Linked DNA regions of Homo sapiens: region 1 is linked to region 2. The links are chromatin loops, found by intact Hi-C in ENCODE. Cell type or tissue: CD4-positive, alpha-beta T cell. All regions are shown on one strand. Links, peaks and the distances in the headings refer to the core of each region. The heading gives the core; the rest is flanking DNA. Region 1 holds the start of MIR4439 (microRNA 4439). Region 2 has its middle 15 kb from the start of DOCK10.

The links. A loop is a pair of places that touch in the nucleus more often than their neighbours do. Peaks named below come from ENCODE experiments on the same cell type or tissue, not always from the same donor. Only the 100,000 strongest peaks of a DNase experiment are listed, where the experiment ranks them.
Region 1: a loop joins it to region 2, with 3 times the contacts of the local background. A loop is called at or near these places in 11 of 110 quality-filtered maps.

Annotation. Positions count from the first base shown.
Region 1 is chr2:225,005,486-225,013,485 of GRCh38, reverse strand. All of the region lies in intron 1 of DOCK10 (dedicator of cytokinesis 10), which reads left to right. MIR4439 (microRNA 4439) reads left to right here and starts at 2,946; the gene lies at 2,946-3,025. In CD4-positive, alpha-beta T cell, for the core only: a CTCF peak has its summit at 4,314; a DNase peak (open chromatin) is centred at 4,375.
Region 2 is chr2:225,050,765-225,063,496 of GRCh38, reverse strand. No RefSeq gene overlaps it. Among named protein-coding and RNA genes, the nearest start is that of DOCK10, 15 kb to the right of the region's middle. In CD4-positive, alpha-beta T cell, for the core only: no CTCF peak of the experiment used is centred there; DNase peaks (open chromatin) are centred at 6,606 and 10,606; H3K27ac peaks cover 2,781 bases.

The DNA of each region.
Region 1 (8,000 bases), core at 1-8,000, 47 kb after region 2:
TTAAGAGAAACACCAGTTAATAAATGGGATTTAACTAAACTTGTGGAGCCATTTCTGAGACATAGTACTTTCGGATACTGTGAACCTTGACGTACATTTCACAGCTGCACACTTAACTATACAAGCACCAGTGGATGTACTTTTGAGTGATCAGGGACCTTTATAGTCAGGAGATTTTGATGATGCTTGTCATCCAATAGGTAAGTGATTACTTTCCTATAGGGTACTGAAAATTTTATATACTAACTGGCAGTAAAAGGGAATGTGGTTTGATTTTAACAAAGAAATGATTTGTGCAATCTCCCTGATGTGAACTAACTCAAAGGACTAATCAGGACTCACTGATTAATCTGACTCAAGATTAATCTGCAGACTAAAGTTCCAGGAAATATGAGGAAAATGAATACTAAGAAAAGTACCCAGTTAAATTAATGTTCAAAAGAGGAATTTGGTCCTGATTACAGGGAAATAACAAAGCACTCTGGAAAAGACTTCTTTAAAAGTATAGTAACACCCTGCCATCATAGCGAAGTGGTAATCTAATAGAAGCTCAATTATTTAATACATAAGCTAAAACTAAATGTTTTAATATGGAACTAAGGCTTATGAATATTAGCCTCTGTGGCATTAAACAACTAATAGGACCTTCCTGGGCTTTAATTTTCTTTTTTGTACAAATGGGAATAAAAATCATACCTATTTTATAGTTTTTGTAAAGATTAGTTTGTTTAAACAGCAAGTAATGTTTAGGATTGTATCTATTATACAACATAATTGTTAACCATTATTATTATTATGAGTTATGTGCATCAAATGAGATAAATGCTTTGCAACTTGTAAATGCCTTGCTAACTCTAGGGAGCTATATGTTAATAATCTCTTTTGGACTATCTGATGGAGAAGCCAATTTCTATTGGCACTACAATTTTTTAAAAGCTGGTTATAAAACTGAAAAAGCAAGCACTATACAAGTATATTAAAGAATTTGGGAATTGTCTTCATCCTATTTTGAAAGTAAAGTAGAGGCGGATGGAATTTAGTACAAAATTATTACTGAAATAAAATGAACTTGGAAGCATGCTCTGGATGATTGATGTATTGTCCCTAATTGACATGCATGCCTGCAAATGCTTTTTAAACCTCCTTATTTAACAAAGAGGTAATTCAGGGTACGTTCAGCTTTTGGTTCGTGTGAAAGGAGCATATGCGATTACTGTTCATTTCAGTCTGGTCCAGAGCAGAGGTTAAAACCTCTGAGCAAAGAGCCGTTAAGCTACCAACTCAGTGGAACTGATGGCAAGTCTAAGTGTCTGGGCCTCAAGTTTCCCTTAGCATAGCCAGAGGAAATATTTTCACCCTGCTTATGGATTTCAAATTCTGAATGAGTGGGGCCTCATTCTGAGAAATCTGGAGACATGATATGCATAATACTGAATTATTATTGATAATAATAATATTGGGCAAAGCCATTTTCAAGTCCTACTCTCTGCTGAATGAATTTAGAAGGCTTATTTTTCTTCTTCCCGACAGTACATGTGAGCTCGTTTTTAATTCAGTTGCGTATGTGCATTGAGCTTGCCCTGATGATGTTCTCGTTGGGGCATGTCCCACAGAGCAGCTCAGGTCGTTTTGACTCTGGGTACTTCGGCTTACGCTGTAGCTAAGGGCAGCTAGACCGTTCTTGCAGAGCCTAACATTTTGGGTGCCATTTTATAATGCCTGTGGCAATTTGCATATTGACGTGGCCTCCCTGCTGGAAGCCAGATGTCCCTGCAAGCCCCAACGTCTTCCTTTCATTCAACTGCACCCAACTCTGGACTTGACTTGGTTGATTTTCTTTGCTAAAGTTCAGAGTCTTTACTGTTTAAAAATCAGGATTAAATAGATGCATTTCAGTTTCGAAGGTATTATTTGCAGTAAAACTGCCAACATAAACATTTTATAAGAAAGCCATGTATGTCCTGAAGTCATAACTGCAGGCCTCTCTTTACCTTCACATTGGCTGGTGGCATTGATGTCAATATTCAACACTCTAAGAGTTAATTTAATTTGAATTTCATTTCTTCTTTAAAGTAACTTGATCTTGCAACCTCTTTTCTCTCTGGCTATGGAAAGAGTCACTTTAGGAAGCTGAAACTTCCAGCATGAATACTTCTAGCAGGTTTATTTGTGTGGCAAATATGTGCTTCTATCTCATTTTTTCTTTGTACCTGTGACTTATCTACCTACCTGAAAAGCCGTAAGTCCTTTCTGGCAACTACTGCGACATTGCCTCTTTTTCCTTTTTGTAATCATCTTCATTGGCGTGAAATCTTCTTTGAACTGATCATTTGGCAACACTTGCTTGCTGTGAAAGAACTTTGACTATATACATATGCTATGATAGATATCATATCAATATTTTCCATCACTACTTTTGCTTTGTCAGAAAACTCATGACTTGTTGTGAGTCAGAATGTGTCACAGCCAAGCTGTCTTCCAAACCTTGAAATATTTTACTATATTTTCCCTTCGAAGTATTTGACTCATCAGCTGAGAAGATATCAGGCCTTTTACCTACGTTTGGTTTGATTTAGAACCATGAAGATGATGGGATCAGTATGTCCTTGCTGTGCCGTTTAGCTTCTTAGCTGACCCATTTGATAGAGGCTGAATGCTTCCTTGGAAAAGTTTTGCAGGATTTATCTTGTTTCTCATTCTGCATTAGTTGATGTCTGTCTTTGAAAAAAAATTTTGATTTGCTTTTCTGTATTTCTTTTTCAACTTTTAATCTATATTCCCAACTCTAATTCATTCTGTAATAATGTTAACCCCCAAAATTGTATGAACTGTCTTATTTGAATCAAAAGATGAAGTGCCTGAACTGATCTTACGTTCCCTTTCCCAGTGTCCCTTCCCTTTCTCAAAGTCTGCTCTTCTAAAAGAAACTGATGTCAGCTAGGGTACCAGTGACTGATACCTTGGAGGCATTTTATCTAAGATACACACAAAGCAAATGCCTCTAAGGTATCAGTTTACCAGGCCAGGAGACAGAATTTTATATTTTCCTCTAGGTTGTCTAGGGGACAATATAAGATTCTGTCCCCTGGCCTGGCAAATTAATTGCATTCACCTCCCCAGTTCTTCATACTTCTCTCTATCCAGGCCCTTTGGGGGTGCCCTCCCACACTGAGTTTAGGCTTCTTGTTAAAATTTGCTTTGGCCCATGAGACACTAATAAACTAAACACAGCAAGGCTTAAAAGGTTCTTGACTGCCTCTTCTTCCTCTCTTGATCCTCTGCCATTGCCATAGGAAAATGCCTGGCTTGGTTGCTGGCAGATGAGATTTAAGGAAAAGAGCTGAATCTACCTGGTTATTCTAGCCAAGGCCCCACACACCCTCAGAACTGCCTAGTGGACCTGCAGCTGACTGCAGATGCATGAGTAAAGCCCCAGCCAATGCCAGAAGAACTGCCCAGACAACCTTTAGGCTCCTTAGCCACATGAAAAAATGGCTGCATTTTTTTCTATGCCCCTGAGTGTTTGGGGCAGTTTGTTACTCAGTTAACGGTTAACCAGTACAACTCTTAAAGAAATCTAATCCCTCAACTATGCAGGAGGGCAACACAAAGACTCTTGTTAGTCTCTCTGATCACATCCACATCAGCCTGCATGACTTGACCATATCATTAAATAAAGAGTAGGACTCCAGCGTACTATTGAGTCAAAATGAACATCTATAAACAAGTCTTTCCAGTGGCCAGTTTCAGTTCATTGCTTTGGAGAGTTTTCTCTTTGTAAGCAAACTCTGAATACAGTTTTCATGTTTTTGTTGTTGTTTTCTTTTTTCTTTCTTTTTTTTTTTTTGCCTTAGGGCTTGCCTTTGTCATTGTTCCCTTCAACTGCATTTCTGCATTTCTTCTCTGCAGACGACATTCTGCTAACCTTGCCAAGAGCCACCCAGGTGAAATGAGATTTGTAGGGAGACACTCAGGGAGATTAACAGATCTTTTTGCATGAAGAATAATTGCAAAAGTAATCTCTTATTTGATTGAAGCTAATAAGTGGACATAGTGGATATTATGGTCTTCTTTTTTGAAGTCTTACTAATTTAGAAATTCGGCTGAGTATTTTAATGTTCAGAGAGCTTCCCTTCTTAAGGTTTTACTGTTATAGAACTTAATATCACCTATTTTTTAATATTTTGATTCAGTGATTGATTTTCTTGGTAGGTAGAATATTACATCTTAGCGAAAAATTAAATACTCTTCTGTAGTTGGAAACTTTTTGTGAAGACATAAAATTTTAACCACTTAAACCTAATCTGTGACCCCCTTACTTAGGCGTCGACCCTGGTTTTTCAAGCATCTCTCCCTAGAGGGCGGTATAGCCTCACTTCATGATGTGGTCTTTCCAATGTTGGCTGCTGGCCCCATATCACCTGAGGCTGAAGTCCTTTAGATTACAAGATTGGAATATTTTTAGTAAATCTATCACCAGTAGAGCCTTCATCTTAACATGATAAATGTACAACTCACTGGACGTATTTGGCTTGAGATTTATGGCAAATCAGACACAGCTTATGAGAGGTGGAAACGGTGCTTGTTTAACATAACTGTGGCTGTTTGTTCAGGTCAATCCTAGTCTATCTTTGTGTCGACACATAGTAACCTGTGGGATATTATGGGCAGATAGTGGAGCATTGGATAGAGTACTAAGGACGATTCAGTGGACCTGTGCTCTCATTTTGGATATGTCATTACAGGTAGTACTTGCCCCACTTGGACTTTGGTTTCCTTATTTGTAAGATGAGACAGCCAGTCTCAATATTTTTTTCACAATCCCAGCAACTCTGTGATTTATGGTCTTTGGTACATAACAGTAGTTCTGTACAGTTTGGTAGAGGAAGTGATACCAGTGCTCCCAACTGCCAATTCAAAGGAAATGTAGGTAGTTACCCAGTGATATTTTGGTTAGCCTACAGAAGATATTTTAAATTCTGAGGAAAAGAAAATGCCAGCTGATCACTGAAACCCATAAATGCTAAATAAATAGTTTTTGTGTATCTTCTTAAAACATGAATATTCTTACAAAGTCAGCATAAAGTGTTGATATAAGACTGCCTCAGAAGAAAAAGTGTCCACTACTCACAATCTAGCACCATGCATAACAAAGAGTCTTCACTCAAGAAATGTTTGTGAATTCTCGGCAGGGCACAGTGACCCATGCCTGTAGTCCTAGCTACTCTGGAGGTTGAGGAGAGAGGATCAGTTGAGCCCAGGAATTTGAGTCCACCCTGGGCAACATAGCAAGACCTCATCTCTAAAGAAATAAAAAGTTTATGAATGAATGACAAGAAGACTAATCCCATGTTTGGTACAGCTTTTACTTCTAAAATACTCTTCAATATACTGAGTCAGGATTGATGCTCATGAACTTCCAGCCATGGCTTTAACTCTACTCCTTTGGGTGACATTTGAGCATATTGGATCTGCTATGCGTGGAAAGTCACTTTACTTTTATTTGCCCCCACTCCATTGAAAAAAAAAAATTAGATGATAGCAGCATTTCTTAAAGAACAGAATGCATATCCCTGATCATGCTCACAATTAGGCGTAATTCTTTTTTACATGACCATTTTTAAGTTTTCAAAAACAATTGTCAAGCCTGTTGTAGTCTTATCTTTCCAAAGCTAACCATCATTCTTCCGGACTTTTTTGTGGATGTTTTTTAATGTCTTCATTGCTCTCCTTGCAATCGGTCCTGCTTGTCTGTATCCTTCCTAATCTGTCTCCAAGAATTAAACACAATATTTCAAGTTTCATCACTGCCATGAAAACCAGGATCACCACCTTTTTTATTCTAAATACTATGTTTTCTTCTAATACAACTTAATATTAGATTCCTCATCAGGTTGGTTTATATTGATGCCCAAGTCTTTTTCACAAATGCACTGTTAAATCATGTCTTTCTTTTATATCCTTTTAACTTTTATGTAAATCAGGATCTTCTTTTAATCCTCCTTAAAGTACAACTTCTTAGACTTAACTTGCATGTGGGAATATTATGGGTTCTAGTTATGTCAACCTACTAAGTCTGCTTTAAACTTCAGTTTATTTACAACAATGTTGGCCTCATGGACTATTTACAGGTTTTATTTATGCATGCATCTAATTTAACAAAGTCAAGAGAGAGTTGTAATGCTTACTGCTAGAAACCACCTTCTGGGAGGTACAAAAACATCTCAGAGTTCTTATTATATACCTTCATAAAACTCATACAATCTTCTCATCTCAGGCCAGGGAAAAGGAAATAAGATTATCATGACTTAATTTGGTCTTAGTGATCTGCACTAGTACCTGCTAACCACCTTTTTCTTTCGTAAGAGCTGACAAATCATCCTGTTAATGTCCACTCTAGAAATTTACTAGAAGTAAACAGAAAGCAAGATGATGGATTGCAGAATCTATCTCACGTTCCTTTCATACATTTTGTGACACATTTATGCATTCTCAAACCTTCTAGCCTGTCTTCACACATCCTGAGAGCTCTTGACTGCAGTTAGGTGAGTTGGCTCAGCACACCTCAGTGTAATCTAATGGCTTGAAGTTCAAGTCCTCAGGACTGCTAGTACTGTCTTAAAACTGGGGATTTTATTTCCCCCTTTTCAAGGTTCACTTTACCCTTTGTATGCACAGGTCATTGACTTTGAGAGGACAGAAACAACATGAGAGATTAACTCTGATATCCATCAATGTTTCTCAACTCTAATCTGCATGTTTATTCCTTCCTTGCTCCTTTTATTTCTCCAAACATAGATTGAAACCATCAATACAAATAAGAGATGTACTCAAATAACTCATGTTAGACAGTGTGTGATAGGTGTAGTAGGAGGACTAGAACGGCTTAGAAGACAGAGACATTACCTTCATCACAGGACCTCAGCAAGTGTGCTCTTTGAACTGGTCTTTGAAAAATGAAGGATTTTGATTGGAAGCATTGAGAGGAACTCTAAGTGCAAAAAGTGGCAGGGGCTAAAACATAAATGGGAGGTATGTCGACATTTAAGAAATGGAGCAGAACTTATTAGGTTTACCTAGCAGATAAGAGCCTGATTAAAAGGGGCCTTTGTACGTTCCTCCTCATTTGGATCATTTGATGAACTTGAGGGAGATTTTGAAGCTTTTCAGCTAAAGCTGTGATATAAGTAAATGTGTAAGCTTAATCTAAAAAAGACAAGAATTGCAGTTAGGAAACCACTAGGGGATTTTATACTAACCCATGCCACTCAAACTAAGATGGCCATAAATGGAAGGTATGGAAACAGTCCATAAAGTAAAGGTGGGGAGAAGAATGAAGATGGTTTTCGTATTGGTCAAATATTTAAAATATATTTATAATGTGTTTGCTCTGCCTAGAAAATTACCTCACCTATCCATACTCACCCCTCCAAAAAATATTAATACCCATCTTCACTCTTTCCACTCTATTTCATGAGGCACCTAATAAAAACCTCCAAGATGTTTTTGTACACCCTAGAGGGTGGTCTTTGGCAGTGAGCATCAGCTCTCTCTTGACTTTGTTAAATTAGACACATGGATAATCTCTAAATTATTTTGGGTGGTTTCATACACAGCTTTAAATAACATTGGATCATATTGTGTGGAAGATTTTGTTTCAGTTATCTTTCAAACTTCAGATTACACTGAGGATAAAGTCTCAATTTAACATTAGTTTGTCCATAACGCTTGCCTAATATTTGCAATTCTTCCCCTTCACACAAAGACCGAGTGGGCTTGGGCTTAGAAACTTTGGTAGACAACAACATTGAACTAAAACTGAATGGCAACATTTATTTAATTTTGTCCTTGTATTATACCATTACTTTCAGTTATTCTGTTTTTTACAAGTGATACTGTTGTCCTGTTTACGTCAAAGAATACAGTTTTAGTTTAAAATGAAATTTTATGGAAAAAAGGTAGTCATTGATTAAAAGGATTTTGTTAAGTATATACTAACA
Region 2 (12,732 bases), core at 2,683-10,682:
TTAATTATTACATAAATGATACTGAGAAATCTGTATTGTATGTTATATGCCCCATTTGAGAATATGCAAATCTTAATAATGCATTATTTAAAACACTTTATTTTTATTCCTTGAGAATTACAGGAGGAATAAAGTCAGAAATATTGAGACCAGGTATTAAAGACATTATCAACAAAGCATTATATGACAGAGATTACAGCATCAGCATGTAGCACTGTGAATATTAAGTTAACAATAAAAGTACCAGATGCTGGTTTTTTGTTCAAAGGACTTACAACCTTATTTAATCATAATAAATGAGAATGGTATGGCATTTTCTTCATATATATTAATAGAAGAATTTATTTTATCTGCCTTTAAGATACATAAAGTAAGCTCCCAAAGTAATATATTTTCAAATTGTTATAGTCAAACTCTGAAAATAACAATACGTATTCTATCAATACTCCATAGAGTAGATGATACATAAGGATACTGTGGGAGAAACAAAGAGGAATTACATTCCTGCTACAAAGACTTAAATTACTCAAGCTGATACGAGACTTAATATAAGGTTAACACAATGAGGGAGTTGTTCAGCCAATCAGCCCTAGCGGCACTGCCCACCCCAATTCAATAAGCAGTGTTTGTTGGAATGGTCAGTGAAGGCATCAAAGGAAAAGATGGCTTCATCTGCAATTTGAATGATGGCTGGAAATGACATAAGCATAGAGGAAATTCCAAGCCAGAGAGATGACATGAACCGAACTGCAGAAATAAGAAAAGATATCAAGCATATTGAAGATAATGAACGGACCTATCGGATCATATCTTAGTTAGGCTGTCCAGCAGGACCTATTGAGATAATAACTTCTACCCTGCTCTAGATGCTAACAGCATTTTTCTTTTTTTGCCTTTCCTTCATTGCCGGCCTTGAAGAAGAAACCCACTCATGCTACTGAGGGATGAGGCTGGAATTGCTCCACAACAAGGAAAAAAAGATACAATTGCACAAGCTCCTTTAAAAAGCCAAATTCTACAAGAGAAGTAAAACTTATGAGTTTTTAGTTGGTTTTCAATTGGTAATCAATTTGGTGACAACTGACATCATTATAATGTTGACATTTCTAATCAATAAGTGTTGTATATTTCTCTATGCATTTAGATCTCATTAAAAGTTTTGTATTTTTCCCCTTAGCTGACTCACTAAAATTTTCGATTTACTCATCACTTTTTATGCTATTTAAAATGGCATCTTTTAAACTTTTTCTTTCTGTTTCTATTTCTGCATATTATTATTGATTGACTTGTTATTTTATTACTGATTTTTATATAAGTATACAGCAAACTTGCTAATCTCTCATTAACTTTAGTATTTGGTAATTTAGTAATTAGTACATTCTTTTGACTCTTGTAACTAACTACTCAACCATATTCTCTGTGAATCACAATTTCTAGTCTTCTCTTGTAAGACCTATAGACACATTTGGTTTGGTTTGTTTTTTGCCATATTTTGCCACGTAGAATGCCAAGAAAAATACTGAATGAAACTTAGTAGTGACTGTGTAAAAATTTCTTTCTTTCTCCCAATATAATCCTGATTCACCATTAGGTTATATTTTTAATAGTTGTTTTGTTGGTAACTAGTTTGTTCAAATATAGACTCCCTTTTTTAGATACAGGAACTTCCATTTTTTTTGTTTGCAAGATATTTTATATCATGAAATCTATAATTTTATCAAATGTCTTTTTCAGCATCATTGAGTTGGTCATATGATTTTTTTCTCCTTTATCCTGTCACAAAAATCTATTCATTTTAACCCATCTATGCCTGAGTTTGCAATTTTTTGAATTTTTGCAATCAGACCTTGGCAATGACCTTGAGCAGTAGAGTATAAATAACTCCCAAATGCTTAACGTTCCAATAATGGAACACTAGGCATAAATGGGTCTAAACTGCTATATCAACTATGTGTTCATAACATAAAGACATCTTTGACTCAGGCTCTGTTTGCTAATATTTTGTAAATATTTTTAACCTATGTTCACAAGTTAGATTGAACTGTAATTTGTATTCGTTCATATTATCATTTTGGTGTATGCTCTCAAGGTTGTGCTAGCCTGATAAAATGAGCTGGAGTTTGTAGCTCCTTTTTGAATTCTTTAGAAGCTCATGTATAATTTTGCAATTACTTCTTCATTGAGTGTTAAATAGAACTGCCCAGAAAAGTCACTGGGCCTGAAATATTTTTTCAATAATGGATTTAGTCAATTTACCTGAGTGATTAGAGAACCCTTGTGATATTCTATTGCATATTAAGTCAGTTTTAAATCTAAATTTTTCCAGGAATTTTCCCATGTCATGTAAATTTTCTAGCTTTTGCCACAAGTTTGTTTCCTAATTTTTAAATTTATGCTGGTCATTAATGATTTTCTATTTATTATATCCTCTAATAATCTACTGTAGGATTTTATTATAACCCTGCTGTTGGTTATGTGTGCCTTCTCTTCTATTGTCTTGATCAGTCTCCCTAGGGGTTTACCATTTTTTTCTTGAAAAAGCCATTTTGCCTTTGTTAAGTCTCTCCATTGTATGTTTGTATCCTATTTCATTAATTTGTGCTGTCATTTTTATTATTGTCTACTTTCTACTTTCTTTGGGTTTATTTTGCTACTATTTTCTAATTTCTTATAAAGGGTATGTAGCTTGCTAATTGTTAGGGTTTTTAATTAATATAAGAATATAAGGATATAAATTTCCTTCAAAGTGCTGATTTAGACATGTCATGTGATTTTATATAAAGTATATATATTATAGATCAGCTCAACCTATTATCTAATTTCCATTATGATTTTTAATATATTTAAAAGTATATTTCTAAATTTCAAAACATATGGTAACTTTAAATTTATATCTTTGCCATTGATTTGTAGTATTTTTGTACGTGAAAAGGGAATAAATTTTACAGAATTACAATTTTCGGTATTATCTGTGTATTCCTTTTTCCCCAAGTACCTGTTAATTTTAATATATGTTCCATATTTTTTAAAAAGAATGCATAAAGTGAAATGAAAATATGACATCAAAATATGTGGGATGCAGTGAAACCAATGCTTAAGAGCAATTTATATTTAACAAATATATTAGAAAAGATTTTAAATTAATAATCTAAATTTCCACCTTAGAAAACTGCAAAAAAAAAAAAGAACAAATGAAGTCCAAATAAACTAGGAGAAAAGAAATTTTAAAAACAATTTAATTAAATAAATTAAATAAATTGAATTGAAAATAAAAAATTAACAGAGAAAATCAACAAAACCAAACCTGGTTCTTTGAAAAGATTGATAAAACCAGTAAGTCAGCCGAGGTGGGCAGATCACAAGGTCAGGAGTTGGAGACCAGCCTGGCCAATATGGTGAAACCCCATCTCTACTAAAAATACAATAGCCGGACGTGGTGGCGGGTGCCTGTAGTCCCAGCTACTTGGGAGGCTGAGGCAGAAGAATCGCTTGAACTCAGTAGGTGGAGGTTGCAGTGAGCTGAGATCACACCACTGCACTCCAGCCTGGGTGACAGAGCAAGACTCCCTCTCAATAAAATAAAAACAAAAACAAACAAATAAGATAATAACAAAACCTGTAAATCTTTAGCCAGGCTAACTAAGAAGAAAAGAGAAGATACAAATTACCAATATCGAAATGAAAAAGGAGATATCACTACAGGTCCCACGGACATCAAAAAGTAATAAAGCAATACTATTAACTCTAGGACCACAAATTTGACAATTGAGATGAAATGGACCAACTTCTTAAAAGACATAATCTACCAAAATTTATACCAGAAGAAATATGCAGTCTGAATAGGCTTATATTTTATATTATATATCTATATTAAAGAATTTCAATCAATAATTAATAACCTTCCAAAACTGAAAGTGCCAGGCCTAACTGTGCTTACTGGTGAATCCTGTCAAACATTTAAGAAATTGTACTGATTCTACGCAATTTTTTTTTTTGGAAGATAGAAGCAAAGAACACATCCTAACTCATTCTATGAGGCTAGCATTATCGTAATATCAAAACCAAACAAAGACATTACAAGAAAAGAATACTGCAGACCAATATCTCTCATGAACATAGGTGTAAAGCTTCTCAACAAAATATTAGCAAATCTAATCCAAATGTAAAAAAGAATTATATACCATGACCAAGTGGGATTTATTCCAGGGATTTTATCATCCCAAGGCTGGTTAAACATTTGAAGATCAATTAATGTAATCATAACTTCAGCAGGTTAAAGAGCAAAATCCACATGATCATATCAACAGATGCAGAGAAAGCATTTGAAAAAATCCAACACAGATTCATGATAAAAACTCTCAGCAAAAAAGGAATAGAGGAGAACTTCCTTGACTTGTTAGAATATCTACAAAAAAGTACAACTAGCATACTAGTGAGAAACTAGAAGCTATCCCTTTAAAATCAGGGTCAAGGCAAGGATGTCTCCTTTCACCATTCCTTTTTAACCTTGTACTGTAAGTCCTAACCAACGCAGTAAGACAAGAAGAGTAAATAAAAGGTATACAGATTGGGAAGGAAGAAATAGAATGTCTTTTTTCACAAATGACATAATCATCTATGTAGAAAATCCAAAAGAATTGATAAAAACAATCTCCTGGAAGCAATAAGTAATTATAGCAAGGTTACAGGATATTAGGTTAATTTACAGAAGCCAATCATTTTCCTATATACCAACAAGGAACAATTAGAATTTCACATTAAAAACATACTATCATTTACATTAGCACTCACAAAAATGAGATATTTAGATTTATATCTGGCAAAGTATGAATAAAATTTGTACAAGAAAAGCTACCAAATCCTGATGAAATAACTCAGATAATTAAATAAGTGAAGACATATTTTACATTCATGGATAGGAAGAGTCAATATTGGCGAGATGTCAGTTCTTCTCAATTTAATCTATAGATTCATCTCAACCCTAATGAAAGCCCCAACAAGTTACTTAATGAATATTGACAAACTAATTCTAAAGTTTATATGGGAAAGCAAAAGAAATAATCATAATAGCCAATGCAATATTGAAAGAGGGAAACAAAGTCAGAGGACTGATGCTACCTAACTTTAAGACTTACTATAAAGATGCAATAATGAAGACTGTATTGCATTGGTGAACAAATAAACAAATAATTCAACAGAACAAAAGAGACAGCCCAGAAATAGACCCACACAATATAGTCAACTGATTTTTGACAAAGGGGCAAAGGCAATTCAATGGAAAAAAGATAGCCTTTTAAAGAAATGGTGCTGAAACAGCTGAATATCCACATGCAAACAAAAATAAAATTCTAAACACAGGTGTTATACCTTTCACAAAAATTAAATCAAAATGTGTCATAGACCTAATTGCCAAGTGCAAACTATAAAACTTCTAGAAGATAACATCGGAGAAAATCTAGACGACTTTGAATTTGATGATAAGTTTTTAGATAAAATACCAAAAACATAATTCATGAAAGAAACAATTGATAAGTTGAACTTCTATCTCATTCCAACATGTGCTGCTATAACAGAATACCTGAAATTGAGTAATTTATAAAGAACAGAGATTTATTTCTTACAGTTCAGGAGGCTGGGGAGTCCAGGGTAGAAGGGACTGCATCTGGCAAAGCCCTTCTTGCTGCATTATCCCGTAGAGGAAGGTAGAAGGGCAAGACAGCATGCACAAGAGAGAAGAGGCCTAACTCATTATTTTATTGGTAACCCACTCTCAAGATTACTAACCCACTCCCACAACAACGGTATTAATCACCTCTTGAAAGTTCCATCTCTCATTTGGGATTGATTTTCCAACACATGGACTCTGGGGAACACAATCAAATCATAGCAACTTTTTAAAATTTTTAAAAAATTCTTCTATGAAAGACACTATCAAGAAAATGAGAATGAAAAGACAAGTTACATTCTAGGAGAAAAAATTGCAAAAGGCTATCTGATAAAGGTCTGTTATCCAAAATACACGAATAACTCATAAAGATCAACCATAAGTAAATGAACAACCTGATTTTAAAATGGGCAAAATATTTAACAAGAACAACACCAAATACTGGAAGAATGTGAAGTAAAAGGAATTCTCATTTATTGCTGTTGGGAATGTAAAATGGTTCAGCCACTTTGGAAGACAGTTTGGCAATTTCTTACAAAACTAAACATGTTTTACCATACATCCAGCAATCATGCTCCTTGATATTTACTGGATGTATTGCTGGATGAATGGTAGGAGTATACTCAATTTTGTAAGAAATTGTCAAACTATCTTCAATTGTTATTTACCAAATAAATTGAAAACTTACATACGAACAAAATCCTGCATGCAGATGTGTATGATAGCAGGTTTATTCTTAATTGCCAAAACTTGAACTAAGATGTCTTTGGTGAATGTAGGTAAATATATAAATTAAGCTGTGGTACATCTATACAATGCAATAATATTTTGTATTTGGCTCTAAAAAGAAATGAGCTATCAAGCCTAAACAGATATAAAAGAAGCTTAAATGTATTTCACTAAGTGAAAGAAGCCCGTCCTTAAGGGTGACCTTGCCTAGACTGGTTTCCTGACTGCCTAGCAGAGCTAGTGAGTCACTGTATGTGTTTGTAGATTGTATCATACTCTTTTATTTATCTCCTTGAAGGTAGAACTTATTTATACTAGAATGGATTAATTCAAGTACTATATACTAAACAAATTTTGCTGCATAAACAGATGATAAAATGCACTGTGCAGAATTACAATGGGAGAATGAGAGCTTTGGACAGACTCCCTCCTACCTAAATCCATTCTCTTGTTCATGTTGATCTCAGATTTTTCTATTTTTCACTTGTATTTATCCTGCTTAGAAGCAGGTTAACTTGTGTCTAACTTGGGTATCCAATCACTGGTCCTGCTTCCCTAGATTCACATCTGGCCCTTGTGGTAACTATGGTACATACATACCACTCCTCCTACCAGGAGATGGAGTCTTGGTCTGCGCTTGCCTCATAACTTGCTTTGACCAAAAGAATGTAGTGAATTACTTCTAGATCTAGACCTTCAGAGGCATGGAAGCTTCACCTTCTTGAAAACCAGCTACCATCTAAGGAATCTCAGATCAAACTACTGAGTGACAAAAGGCCATGTGGAAAGAGAGGCCATAAGGAAATGTACCAAGGCACCTCTGCAGACATGTGAGAGTGGCTTAGGTGTTCCAGCCTCAAAGAGCTCCTAGCTGAATGTAGTCACATGAGTGATCCCAGAAAACCATGGGAGTCAGAACTGCCCAGCTGATTCCAACCAAACCCAGAATCACCTTTGTTTTGCTTCACAGAGTTTTGGAGTGGTTTTTTATGTAATGATAGATATCTGAAATAGTAGTATAGCATTAGGTATTTGAAGCCAAGCAATTTAATACAAGAATGTATTTTTATAAAATCATTGGAATGGCAAGATGAACCCCCGCTCAGGGGCCCCTACTGGACTACTGAGTCCACCTCATAATAACTGTGTTTCAGATGTCAGGAAGTGTCTGTGGCTGCTACCACAGTCACTGCCTCAACTGCCTCTTAAACCTGATGGCTGGTGACAGCACACTGAATTTTTGAGTTTGGACTTCAAAACTGCCTCTAAACATTCACATCCCTTCCTGCCTTGCTTCCCAGCTGGAGGGTGGCTAGCACTTCAGTGTGCCTTCCAAATCCACACAAGTGCTTCTATTTGGCAGACCTGACACCATACTCAGAATCCTAGATTCAGGAGAGCTTGAGAAATGTAGGGTTTTAGCTTTCCAACCTCACTACCCTAGGTCAGAAGGGCAGTGGGATGGATGATGAGGGAAACCTAGTATCCATTATCACTGTCATCAGACCCTAAATTTATTCAGTATAACACATAGAAATGACTTGAGATTTGGAGCCTGACAAATACAATTTCTCATCTTGGTTCTCCTGCTTACTAGATATGACCTTGGTCAAACCACTTAGTATAAACCTCATTTCCTCACCTGTAAAAATAGAAATACTCATAGCTAATTTGGAGGGTTCTTCAAGAACTCAACTCACCTTTTATAAAGACATTTTGGTAAAATGTCTAGTACATGGTAGGTATTCAATGATTAATAGCAGTTATTATTAATGGAAGAGAGGACAAGTGGACAAAAAACTAAAATACACAGACAGTATCTTATTATGTAGGAGAGCATCTAACAGATGTACACTGCTGAGTCTCCTGGTAAAAAACTGCTTGGGCTATACTTGCATGTGAATGGATCTAGGAGAAAACACCTCCTAAGGGAGATGGTTTCAGATCTGAATCTTGAAATATGAGAAGTGCCAGGGGAAAAAAATGAGACAAAAGGAAATATCAGATATTGGTGTCCCTCCCTGGTCCCATTCATGACCTTGTAGGTAGGATGATGACTCCAGCAGTTCTGTGCTGTATTTCTAGAACACTGCTATTAGCCTTTAACTTTCCTCCCCTTCATGTTTCTGGCTTCATGGTATACTGGGTTAAGCCCTAAACTAGTACATCTTGGTAGCATTTCTACCTTTGCCACAAAACAGCTTTGTCACTAACTAGTTGATCTAAGATATAGCACTTAGCTTTCGAGTTTTTACTTCCTTTCCTATAAAATGGAACAATAAAAACAAAGCAAAGCAACAACAACAACAAAATGGCTTAATTTCTCTGCCACTTCCGGCTTTTTTTTTTTTTTTTTTTTTTTGAGACGGAGTCTCACTGTGTGGGCCAGGCTGGAGTGGAGTGCAGTGGCGCCATCTCGGCTCACTGCAACCTCTGCATCCTTGGTTCAAGTGATTCTCCTGCATCAGCTTCCCAAGTAGCTGGGATTAGAGGCGCCTGTTACCATACCCGGCTAATTTTTTTTGTATTTTTAGTAGAGATAAATGGGATTTCACCATATTGGCCAGGCTGATCTCAAACTCCTGACCTCCAGTGATTCCCCCACTTCAGCCTCCCAAAGTGCTGGGAGTACAGGCATGAGCCACCGGGCTGGGCCCACTTCCAGCTTTGACAATCTCTGAAATGCTTTGATTCACTCATAGGCAAGCATAGCCCCAGCAGTTTTCAAAATCAGACTTAGCATCATACATCAGGCACTCTACCCCAGCCCAAAATGTGAATTCAACAAGAGAATATACATCCAACAACTGAATTAAAGCCAATTAAGTAGATTCACACACTAACTACTAGGTTTGACTTTCACAGGTAAATGTCATCCAACTGATCAAAATTGGTTGGATAAATATTGAAGCAAAGGCCAGGCACAGTCGCTCACGCCTATAATCCCAACACTTTGGGAGGCTAAGGCAGGTGGATCACCTGAGGTCAGGAGTTCGAGACCAGCCTGGCTGATATGATGAAACCCCATCACTATGAAAAATACAAAAATTAGCAGGCGTGGTAGCAGGTGCCTGTAATCCCAGCTACTAGGGAGGCTGAGGGAGGAAAATAGCTTGAACCCAGAAGGCAGAGGTTGCAGTGAGCCAAGATTGTCCCATTGCACTCAAGCCTGGGTGACAAGAGTGAAACTCCATTTAAAAAAAAAAATATATATATATATACACACACACACACACACACACACATATAGAAGAAAACAAAAGCAGAAAAGGGTAGTGCCAACCTGATGTCTGTATGGAATACATATACGTGTGTGTGTGTGTGTGTGTGTGTGTCTGTGTGTATTTTTTTCTTTTTTTTTCTGAGACGAGTCTTGCTCGGTAACCCAGGCTGGAGTACAATGGCGTGATCTCGGCTCACTTCAGCCTCCTCCCCCTGAGTTCAAGTGATTCTCCTGCCTCAGCCCCTTGAGTAGCTGGAACTAAAGGTGTGTGCCACCACCGGACTAATTTTTGTATTTTTAGTAGAGACGACGTTTCATCATATTGGCCAGGATGGTCTCGAATATTTTATTGAGCCTTGGGACTCATACTCAGGTGCTTTTAAGTAGCTCCAGTCTAAGCATTTCTGTAACAGCAAACAGGCTGTGTGGTAGTGTTAGGAAGGCCTCTTGTTAATGTCAGCTTGGAGCTTTGTGCACATGATGACACTAATAGCACCTTTTTAAAAACTACAAAAAGTACTTTGACTTTATTATGAATTTTTAGACTAGTTGCATGATAATGACTCTCTCATTGCTTTTAAGATTTCAATAAAAATAGCTATTTTACTTCTTTTTGTCCCTCTAGCAAATCAACAAATAAGGAGAAAGGGGACAATATTCATGATTAGCTCAGAACAGAAACACATTTTCAAGCCTACACATGAGAAACTGCTAAAAGATAAAGCTACAAAAAACCCTAATCTAGTTGTATTAATAAATTCTAATGATCATGGGGGGAAGAACAAAAACCCACTGGCTTTTATTTGAATAGACATCCCCAAGACCAGTCAATCTGCCATTTTTGCTTTGGGCTTCAGAAATGCTGCACAGTTTGCATTGCTTTCCTTCCTCTGCCTTACACCCTTTCAAAAACTGAGCTCTGGGCAATGCTGTGATATTTCTATTTCACTTCTTTTTACCACAGCAAGAGCAAAGGCAAGCAGAGTCCATGCACAGGAAATGGGTTAGTGCAAATACAAGTATACACAAAAACCACATGACTGGAAGGGAGCTGTGACAACTGAAAGATATTTTTTAAGAGAAACATTTCCTGGAAAAAAAAATGGTTTCTTTAAATCAATTATACATGTACATAAACAAACCCAAAATATGTTTTCTCCAACTGTCTTCAGCTCACTTGATCAGGGTATGAAATTAATGTTTTGAAAAACTTCAGAAGCCTTATAAACTTTGTAGCATTCATCTAAAACTTTGGAAGTGTTAATGTATTTCTTTCTGAGACTATTAGGAAAAATGCTTCCTCTATCTCTTTTAAAAGATAAACAATCACATTTGATAAGTATACATTTGGTATAACGTTCTCTGAATATGTAAGGAAAACAGCAAAATAATGCTATGACTTCTAATTATTGAGCAACGTGCAATATTAAAAACAACAAATCATATATGCATATATATTTGATGAAATACTTGTATCCAAAAAATACAAATTAAATTTAAAAAACCAGTAAGAAAAAGACTGACAATACAATTTAAAATGGGCACAGAATTTGAGATTGAGATTTTCTGTTTTTTTTTTTTCACTTTAAGTTCTAGGGTACATGTGCACAACATGAAGGTTTGTTACATATGTATACATGTGCCATGTTGGTATGCTGCACCTGTTAACTCATCCTTTACATTAGGTATATCCCCTAATGCTATCCCTCCCCCATCTCCCCACCCCCCAGCAGGCCCCAGTGTGTGATGTTCTGTACCCTGTGTCCATGTGTTCTCATTGTTCAATTCCCACCCATGAGTGAGAACATGTGGTGTTTGGCTTTCTGTCCTTGCGATAGTTTGCTCAGAATGATGGTTTCCAGCTTCATCCATGTCCCTATAAAGGACATGAACTCATCCTTTTTTATGGCTGCATAGTATTCCATGGTGTATATGTGCCACATTTTCTTAATCCAGTCTATCATTGATGGACATTTGGGTTGGTTCCAAGTCTTTGCTATTTGGAATAGTGCCACAATAAACATACGTGTGCATGTGTCTTTATAGCAGCATGATTTATTCTGTTTTCTTTTAATTTGGCTTTTTGTATTAGACTTTCTTTTTTACTAATTTGCTCATTTTTTATATTTTTCTTGTCCGTTAGTAAGAGATCTTTATATAATAGAGATATTGGCTTTTCTTGTTTATTTGTATTACAAACATGTACTAAATTATGTCATTTATATACTGGCATTTTATTAATATTGCCATAATGAAGATTTAAGATTTTATGTATTTAAATAGTACTATATTTTCTTCTATAGCATCTGATATTCCTCTCTTGGTTAAGAAAATAGCTTATTAATGAAAAAAATAAACAGTACAAAGTCAAACTAATAAAACAACTACAAGTTCCTTGAGGAGACTACTACAGTAGATAATCCCTCTTGAGAACCCAATTAAGGAAAAAAGGAGGAAGTAAAAATATTCGAGATTAAGAATGAGAAAAGCGATTAGCCACTAATTGAGGAAGGATTTTAAAATCTAAAAACTTTCTGCACAGCAAAGGAAACAATCAACAGAGTGAAAACACAACCTACAGATTGGGAGAAAATGTTCTCAAACCAACAGAGGGCTAAATCCAGAATATACAAGGCATTCAAACATTTCTACAACAAAAAACAAATAATCTGACTTAAAACATGGGCAAATGATCTGAACAGACATTTCTCAAAAGAAGACATACGTATGGTCAAAAAATATATGAAAGAATACTTAACTCCACTAATTATCAGGGAAATGCAAATCAAAACCACGATGAGGTATCATCTCACTCCAATTAGTATGGTTATTATCAAAAAGACAAAAAAATAACAAATGCTGGCAAGGATGTGGAGAAAAGTGAACTCTTATACATTGTTGTTTAAGAATGTAAAGTAATAAAGCCCTGTGAAGAAGAGTATAAAAGCTCCTCAAAAACTACAAATAGAACTACCGTATGATCCAGCAATCCTACTACTAGGCATTTATCCAAAGGAAAGGAAATCATTATATGAAAAGCATTTGTACCCCCATGTTTATTGCAACACTGTTCACAATAGCCAAGATACGGAATCAACCCAGGTGTCTGACAACA